Linked DNA regions of Mus musculus: region 1 is linked to region 2. A link is a contact called in ENCODE POLR2A ChIA-PET data. All regions are on one chromosome and are shown on one strand. The core of a region is the stretch at or near the end of the contact, and the rest is flanking DNA. Distances in the headings are between cores, read along the strand shown. Region 1 holds the start of 2610524H06Rik (RIKEN cDNA 2610524H06 gene). Region 2 holds the start of 4930515G01Rik (RIKEN cDNA 4930515G01 gene).

Region 1 (4,131 bases), core at 855-3,354, 48 kb after region 2:
TATTGGAAGAGCTTGATAGTGAAAGCGAAAGACCCCGAGGCCAAAAACCAGTGCTGCTTATATAGGCCTAGGATAGGCATGTCTACACCCGATTGGTTATGCTTTCAGTACCTCATTTACATGCCTCGGGACAGGCAATGTCAAAAAAAAAAAATACAAACTCTACTGCACATGGGCACTTTGGTTGTTTACCCATATTCATAGGCATTGGCTTATTGAAAGCAGCGCCATCTTGTAATGGCGTTTATTGGCTTCCCACATCTCCCCCTTTTTTATTCAATAGAAAAGGCCTAATCCGACCATCTACTCTAGCACTTCCTCAGCACAAAAACGATCAAGAAGGATTTAGAAGGGCAAATCATGATCACCCTACCGAGTGCGATGAGGAAACCTCAGCAGTGTGCAAGGGCTGTTCAATGATCGTTGAGTCTTTCTCATCCCAGTGCAATGGATCCGTAGATCCGTGGGGTGCAAGAGCAGAGGACTTAGATTGAAAGACCCACAACGGAGGACTCCCCCACGTTCTGACTCAGGAGAGGCGACACCCCAAAATCACCCACAAGAAACGGTCTTGCTGCAAACTGCAAGAGGATTTTTATTCAAGAGCGCTCTCAGGCCCACGGTCATACACCACACAGGAGTAGAGGACCGTGGCGCGCCGAGTAGCTGGATAAGGGGGTATTTAAAGGAAGAAACCACAACTCAAGGAGGTGGGAAGGGGGTTGTTGGAAAATACCAAAAATACCAGTTAAGAGTCACAAGGAAGTGCAAAGTCACAAGAGTCAAGAGGAATACCTGGTAATTGTGAGGGTTATTTCTCAAGACAGTTTCTAAGAGCCCCTAACAATAGCACCTTTGAATAGCGGGTTCCAGCAATGGTCAGGGTGGGTCAGGGTGACTTTCTTTGAATGAACACTCTTTGAACCCAGAAAGCAGGTGGGTGGAGGAATGTCGTTATCTGTTTTATTATCACAAAGGCCACATTCCCAAACCTGGGCCTAAAGGCCTAGAATTTTGTTTTTAAGTTTTACTCTTTCAAGATGCCGACTAATTCTTGAGCATAGATAACCAAACTTCAGGGAAGTGCTTGAGTTATAATCACCTTGTCACGTTTTTGTTGGGTTCTGAATTTGTAAACCAACTGAAGCACGAATACCAGTCCACAGCATATAGCAGCACCAAACAAAATCACTCCCACCCATTCCTTAAAGTAAGAAAATGCAGAGGTAAGCCAAGAGGTAAAGCCTCCAAGGGTCACTGGTTCCACTCTGGTTCGATTAAGCTTCTGGATCTGTATTTGCAGCTCCTTGTGCAACCTGTCCAGCTCCTGCGACCAGTTCCCCTTCAGATAATTCGATAAATCTGTAGTTTTAATAAAAGAATCATTAACATACCCAATGGGAGTAATGCACATATGCAGGGTTGATGCCACACAACTCATTTGTAGGACATCCATCATCTGTTCCATGTTATGTTGTAAAACATCCACTCTTTGATTCACTAACAATAACCCTGAGGCGATATGAGAATCACCACTTGTAGAGGCCCAACTCGCCAGCAAGAAGGATTCTTCTGCGCATGTTTATTGGGAGCTTGATAGTGAAAGCGAAAGACCCTGAGGCCAAAAACCAGTGCTGCTTATATAGGCCTAGGATAGGCGTGTCTACACCCCATTGGTTATGCTTTCAGTACCTCATTTACATGCCTTGGGCCAGGCAGTGACTCTGCCAAAAAAAAAAAAAATAAATAAACCCTACTGTACATGGGCACATTGATTGTTTACCCATATATATATAGGTGTCAGCTTATTGAAATCAGCACCATCTTGTAATGGCGTTTATTGGCTTCCCACAACCAGAGGCCCGGGCCTGGGCCCGCCCCCGCCCTGTACAAGCTCCCCACGCCCGGATCCCGCTGCAAACGCGCACCCTCCGCACCGCCCCGCTTACCCAGGCTCTGCCTCCGCAGCACCTCGTAGGACCGGCTCTGCTCCGGCGGCAACCCGGGGCTCGGGGCCTCGGCTCGCCCCAGCAGGAGGCTGCAGAGCACGGGCAACAGCCGCATCCATCCTAAGCGCAGCATCACTGAAACCCGCGCTGCAAGGAGCGAGGGGACGCCCCTTCCGCCGTAAGCCCCGCCCCTAGACGTTGCCGTTCCCCCCCCCCCAGGTCCGCCCACTCCGCTCGCGCAGTTGCCACGGAAACAGGACCGGTAAGGGGGCGAGGGGAGGAGCCATCCTGACCAACTTTGGGGGTGGGATGGTGAATTATGGTTGCGCGCGGAGGGTTCCAAAACTGTGGCAAGCGCTCGCGTCGGGCTTCCCCGTGGAAGGCTTTGCTTTACACATTCATACATTCATACATTTTCGTATTAAATAGTCAATGCAGTCCGAAGAAAGAGACACCGTAATCTCATTTTTGAAAACTGTAAGTTATTTTAAACAATATTTTCTTAAATGCTTTATTTATTATTATATATAAGCACACTGTAGCCATCTTCAGACACACCAGAAGACGGCGTCAGAAATCACTACAGATGGTTGTGAGCCACCATGTGGTTGCTGGGATTTGAACTCAGGTCCTTCAAAGAGCAGTCAGTGCTCTTACCTGCTGAGCCATCTCTCCAGCCTGAAAAGCTGAGCCATCTCTCCAGCCTGAAAAGTGTAAGTTTTATGTATGTATTTTGCTTCCTTTCAAGACAGGGTTTCTCTGTGTAGCCCTGCCTGTTGGAACTCACTCTGTAGACCGGGCTGACCCAGAACTCAGAAATCCTGCCTGCCTCTGCCTCTCAAGTGCTGGGATTAAAGACTTATATCACCACCACTACTGCCACCACTACAGAGTTTACTTTCCTTCTTCCATATGTGGGCATTTTTCAAGCATATTTGTCTGTGTATCACATACCTGGCAGTGCTCATAGAGGCCAGAAGAGGGCGTGGGGTCGTCGGGAATTGGATTTACAGATGGTTGTTAGCCGCTGTGTGGGTTCTGAGATCTGAATATGGGTCCTCTGGAAGAGCAGTAACTGCCGAGCCGCCTATCCAGCACCTGTAGAGTGTGTGCATGTGCGTGTGTGTGAGACAGAGAGACAGAGACAGAAAAAGTCGGAGAATGATGCTATATGGGTGCAGTGCCTGTGGAGGTCACTAGAGGGTGCTGTGTATCCCTCAGCAGCTGGTGTTATAAGTGGTTGTGATGTATCTTTTGAAATCTCTCGGTCTGGACCACAAACTCATTGTTTCTTATCCTAAGAATTTTAAAGTATATTGACAATACCTCGTGGGATACCACACTAGTCTGTTTGAAATTCAAACCTATGATGGTGGCGGATGCGGGCTATGTTCCTTTCCTTTGGGTTACAGTTGGTGACCAGATGGAAAGCACGCCTGTCTTCCTACCCGTGATGTCCTGGTGTCCTTGCTCCGGGGGCATGCTCACCATCCAGTGGCCAATAAGCATCCTCCATCCCTTTGGCTGCAAAAACTAGTTCATGACCTAGTGAGTGGCCTGAGTTACAGGCAGCCTTCTTCCGAGAGGATTATTATCAATAATTTGTTATTATGAATGAGATGGAGGGGTCTCTTTAAACATCACTGTCCTGGAACTTACTATGTAGACCAGGGTGGCCCCAAATTCATGTAGATCTGCCTGCCTCTGCCTCCCGAGTGCTGGGATTAAAGGCATGTACTAACATGCCTAGTCTATACAATCATTTTTAAGGTTTAGTTTATGTACATGAGTGCTTTGCTTGCATGTGTGTGTGCACTGCATGGGTGCCTGGAGCTGGTGAAGGCTAGAAGAAGTGTGTGTTCCTCTGGAACGGGAGTTACAGATAATTGTGAGCCTCCGTGTAAGTGCTGGGAACTGAACCCAGGTCCTCTGGAAGAGCAGTAAATGCTCTTAACCGCTGACCATCTCATAGCCCCTTTTATACAATCTTAAAATCATACTGGCTGATCTCACTCTTGCTATGATGGTGACATGACGTAAAATTAATCATTTTAGCTACTTTTTTTTTTTTTTTTTGATTTTTTTAGCGAGACAGGGTTTCTCTATATGGCTATGGCTGTCCTGGAACTCACTTTGTAGACCAGGCTGGCCTTGAACTCAGAAATCCTTAGCTACTTTTTAA
Region 2 (4,306 bases), core at 1,387-3,886:
GCAAGCCGCTGACGTTCAATGGCTTAATTAAGACTGTCTATTGAACACTGCTACACCAGGAAAGTCATCTGATATTTGACTTCAAACCCGAAAAGTCCAAGGACCAAAGCAAGCACACACACACACACACACACACACACACACACACACACACACAAAATCAGGATCGAGACCTGTCAGTTGGGTTCCAATTACAAAGCCAGATCCAATCTTCAAATCCAAATCCTATCTGCAGTTTAGAACAGTTTTGGCGGTTCGAAGTCGCTGCGAGTGACAGTGTGAATCTGAAGCCAGACTGTGGCTGAAGGAACTACAAGGGTTTTGAACTGAGTTATCCTACGAAAGGAGCCGATCCCCGGGGAATGTCCATTGACCACTGCGCACTGCATTGGCCATAGTTTCCAGCAGTGGGTGGGGGGGAAAAAAAACCCGGAGGAAATCAAGGTTTGAGCAAGAGAACTCATCGGTCCAAGGTCACGCAGAGGCAAAATCGGGGGTGGGGGGGGGGGAGCACGGATCCTCAAACTTGCGCTCCCGACCTGGGGCAGGCAGTCTCTCCCCTTAGGAGCGGCCGCCCGGAGCAGGGCAGCCCTCCACCCTGGGGCCCGTGAGGCGGCGCAGCGGACGATCGCGCACTCGCGCGGGCGGGGCGGGAGACGGGGAAGGGGAAACACCTGCAGCCTAGGGCCGCCCGCGTCTGACTCCTGTCACTTGGCCTTCCCGGGCTGCCTGTCCCGTCCCGTCCCGTCCCGTCCGGTCCCGGGCCCTCCGCCTCTGTGCTCGCCCGGGCCGCGGGAGGGAGGGAGCCCCGGGCCGCGCGGCTGACAGGCCCGGGACGGTCTCGCGCGCCCCGGCAGCCCGGGGGTCGGGGTGACTGGGCCGCAGTCAGGCTCCCGCCCGCGGGGACCGCCCCGCCAGGGGTCCCGGCCGGGAGAGCTTGGCCAGCGGGGGCCCCGGCGTCACTCACCAGGCCCGTTGCAGTCGGCGCACACGTCGCTGCTCCGGAGCCGCTTCGACATGGTGCCCGCTTCACCTGCTGGGAACCCCGCGAGCGACGGCAGAGGCGGCGGCGGCTGCGCTTCCGCTCTAACGGGTCCCCGGGCGGCGCTGGCGGCGCCTCTCCCCCCCGCCCGCCTTCCAGCGCCTCTCAGCCCCGGCACACTGCGCACGCGCGGGGGAGACGGCCTGCGGAGCCCTGCAGGTCATGTGACCGGAAAGGGCACGCTTCCGTATCGCCATCTTGAATGAGGGCAGAGGTCCGCCCAACCCTCCAGTGCCTGTCTCTAGATGCTCTCGCAATTGTGTGTGTGTGTGTGTGTGTGTCTCCCTTTTGGGAAGTGATTGCTTGTTCCAGGATTGATTAGAACCAGAGAAAGAAGCAAAACCTTGTGATAGAAATTTTATACATATAATCTCCCGGGAGACAACAGTTAAGTTCATTTAGTCATGTCCATAAGAGGCCTTAGAAGCACGGGTCCTGTTTAATGTGATTGATAGTTGCCACGCAGTCCTCCATTAGAGCTTTTAGGTACTACTTTATGTATTAGCCTCATTCACTCTCCAATGACCCTGCACCCGAGGAGAATGCACTAGGTCAGTCAGGATTCGTGGACAACCATCGTTCTCATCTGAAAAGCTAAGGTTGTGTAGCTAGAGCCAATAAGGAAGAGGGGGTGCTTGCAGGTTGCACTGGACGACTTCGTGGCAGTTGTAAACATCTGGGCAGACACAGCACTTGCTTCGTTCTTCCTTGTGTCGAGAAGACAGAGCGCCTGAAGTCGTAACCCAAAGAATGAATTTTACTTGTGCATATTGTGAGCCAACCTGGATTCTCCATTAGTCCTTTGGGCCACAATCCTGAATCTGAATGGCTAGCTTAAGGAGACTGATGCGGAATAAACCTTCACGGCAAACGCTTTGAATTATAGCCGAGTTGGGAATTCAGACAAAACGGTCATTTTCAACTGGGCGGTTTTTCTCCTCCTGGGGGAACAACCGCTCCCGTCTGGAGACAGTTTTGGGGATAGTGAATACTGATGGCATTAAAGAGGCGGGCGTCCACCCTAACTTACAAAGCATCGGATGACCTCCGCGCACAGAACCACCCAGTTCAAAGATTCCAAAGCTTAAAAGCCCACAGACACAACTACCCCGTTATCAGGAGAGTATCTGGTGCCAGCTCTCCAGGTTCCAGCTCGCCGGTGAAAACGAGTTCCCGTTGCCCACTTCCAAAATGGTTTCTGACCAATCGTGGAAGGCAGCCTGGGGAGGCTCCAGCCGGATGGTTTGGTCCGGCCTGCGCGCTCACCCCGGGCTGCAGAGCCGATGGAAGAGGCCCGATTGTGGAGCGCACCACTGGAAGAGGCTGGGCAGGGGACGAGAGTCGCGGGGCGCGCATCGTGGACTTTGTGCGTGGAGATCTCGGGCTTCTCGGAGGCCCTGCGGTCCCACAGATCGTTGTTTGTTGTGTGTCCCGGGGTGGGGGCGCGGCGGAGCGACATGGAGCGCGGCTTGGGCCGGTCGCGCGGTCGCGTCCCCCGGCCGCGGCGCGCGATGGAATTCCCCGTGCACTTCCCTGTTCGGGGCGGTTCGGCCGGCAGCAGTCGGTTCGCGAGCTGTCAGCGCGGGCGCGAGCGCGCGGGGCGCGGGGTGGGCGCGGCCGAGCGGGTCCCCGAGCCGGTCCCCAGCCCGGCCCGCGACCCCAGGCCTGCCGCGCCGCCCGCTCCGGACTCGGAGGCCCTTGTCGCCCGCTGCGCCCCGCACTCGCCCGCTCGCCTTCCTTCTCCCCTCGCTCTCCGGCCGGTCGGGCGGGCCCCCGAGACCCCGTCGGGTCCAGGCTGGTGGCAGGCGGGCGGTCAGGCCCGGGTGGCGGCCTCCTCGCCATGTCCTCGGCCCGCGACACCAGCAGCCGCTTCCCGCTGCACCTCCTGGTCTGGAACAACGACTACGAGCAGCTGGAGAAGGAGCTGCGGGACCAGGTGAGGTGCGCGGCGCGGAGTCGGGATCCGTTCTCCTCCTGAGCCCCGGGATCCATAGAGCGCTTACCGTAGACCGGGCTCGGTGCCGGGGGCTTTTGGTCCATTCTCCTCTTTCTGATATCGTTAGGAATGAGCGCTTATTGTTCCATTTGACAGAGAAGGAAACTGAGACCCCAGAGCCTACTTGCCTTGCGCAAGGCGCAAGGCCATCGGGCTAATGAAAACCACGTCCAGATCGTTTATCTCAGGCTCGCTGGCCCCAGAATTCACCTTTAAGCTTTATGGCCTTGAAGACGGAAGAAACACACCTTACTCCACCCGCCCTGGTGCTGGGGAAGAGCTTGGTTGGCTTCGGTGGCCTGGTTCTAACTCTCTTGTGACCTTGGGCAAAGCAGTTACGTTGGGGGGACCCCACTTTTCCTTACCCATTGGATGAGGATGGAGGCAGTGACGACGGAAAACCCAGTACTTGTCTAAATTGATGGGGCTGCGGCTGGGCCTAGGAATCGGGGTTTTAACGAGCTCCCCAGGGTGGTTGGTTTGAGAATCTCTGCTGCTCAGACTCCTTAGGACCTTCCTGTTCTGAAGTGCTTTTTTTTTTTTTTTTTTTTTTTTTTTCTTTTCTTCCCACCTCTGTAAATCAGTGGTTCTCAGATGAAGATGATAGTGAATATTTGGGAATGCAAGGAGACAAGACGTTTTGGGTTGGGTTGACTTTAGAGGTGGGTGCTGTTGGCATGGCATTGGGGAGAGGCCAGCGACCTCGCTGTGCCTTACAGTGTTCAAGGCAGCCACTCACCCACCACTGAGTGTTATCAGACTCCAATGTTAGTTAGAGCCGTGGTGAAGAATCTTTGCATTAATATGAATTCTTATTTCATTTGTTTGGGTTTCTTGGTTTTTGTTCTTTTTGCTTGAGACAGGGTCTCACTGTATAGCCCTGCTTAGCCTAGAATTCACTGTGTAGCTCAGGCTGGCTTCTAACTTGGGGGAGGGGTAGCCTGCTGAAAGGCAGAGCCGCCCACCAGGAATGAGACACCTGCCATTAATGGCACTGCAGTCATTTCATTAGGCACGGGTGCCCTGAGTTGCTCTCTAGCCTGTAGCAAATGAGATAAGGATTTATAATTACTCCCGAAATCCGCCATAATTGTTACGGTTTGGCTTCATTCATTCGTCTTAGCCAGTGTGTCAGAGCCTTGCTTTTGAATGACTTAACCACTGACTCAGTAATTGTTGCGAACCCTTGGTTCTTTTGATTGGTAAACATTGGGCCAGCCCCACATCGAAGCGCTGTTGGAACGGTTCTAAGTGTTGGTTTGCAGCTT

Evidence for each region. ChIA-PET counts read pairs that join two places held with the same protein, here RNA polymerase II (POLR2A).
Region 1: POLR2A ChIA-PET joins it to region 2 with 13 read pairs in embryonic stem cell. The contact joins the promoter of 2610524H06Rik here to the promoter of 4930515G01Rik in region 2. POLR2A ChIA-PET finds 5 or more read pairs at or near these places in 3 of 5 experiments (Patski and embryonic stem cell).

What each region holds. Positions count from the first base shown.
Region 1 is chr5:114,821,364-114,825,494 of GRCm38, forward strand. It overlaps 2610524H06Rik (RIKEN cDNA 2610524H06 gene), which reads right to left and starts at 2,105. Exons shown (of 2, transcript NM_181075.3): 1 at 1,950-2,105; 2 at 574-1,362. The coding sequence starts at 2,082. The coding sequence ends at 1,076. It overlaps Gm46920 (a long non-coding RNA gene), which reads left to right and starts at 2,367. Exons shown (of 2, transcript XR_003955777.1): 1 at 2,367-2,426.
Region 2 is chr5:114,772,347-114,776,652 of GRCm38, forward strand. 4930515G01Rik (RIKEN cDNA 4930515G01 gene) reads right to left here and starts at 2,637. Exons shown (of 1, transcript NR_027872.1): 1 at 1,387-2,637. It overlaps Ankrd13a (ankyrin repeat domain 13a), which reads left to right and starts at 2,794. Exons shown (of 15, transcript NM_026718.2): 1 at 2,794-2,978. The coding sequence starts at 2,883. Git2 (GIT ArfGAP 2) reads right to left here and starts at 1,146. Exons shown (of 20, transcript NM_001347400.1): 1 at 968-1,146. The coding sequence starts at 1,019.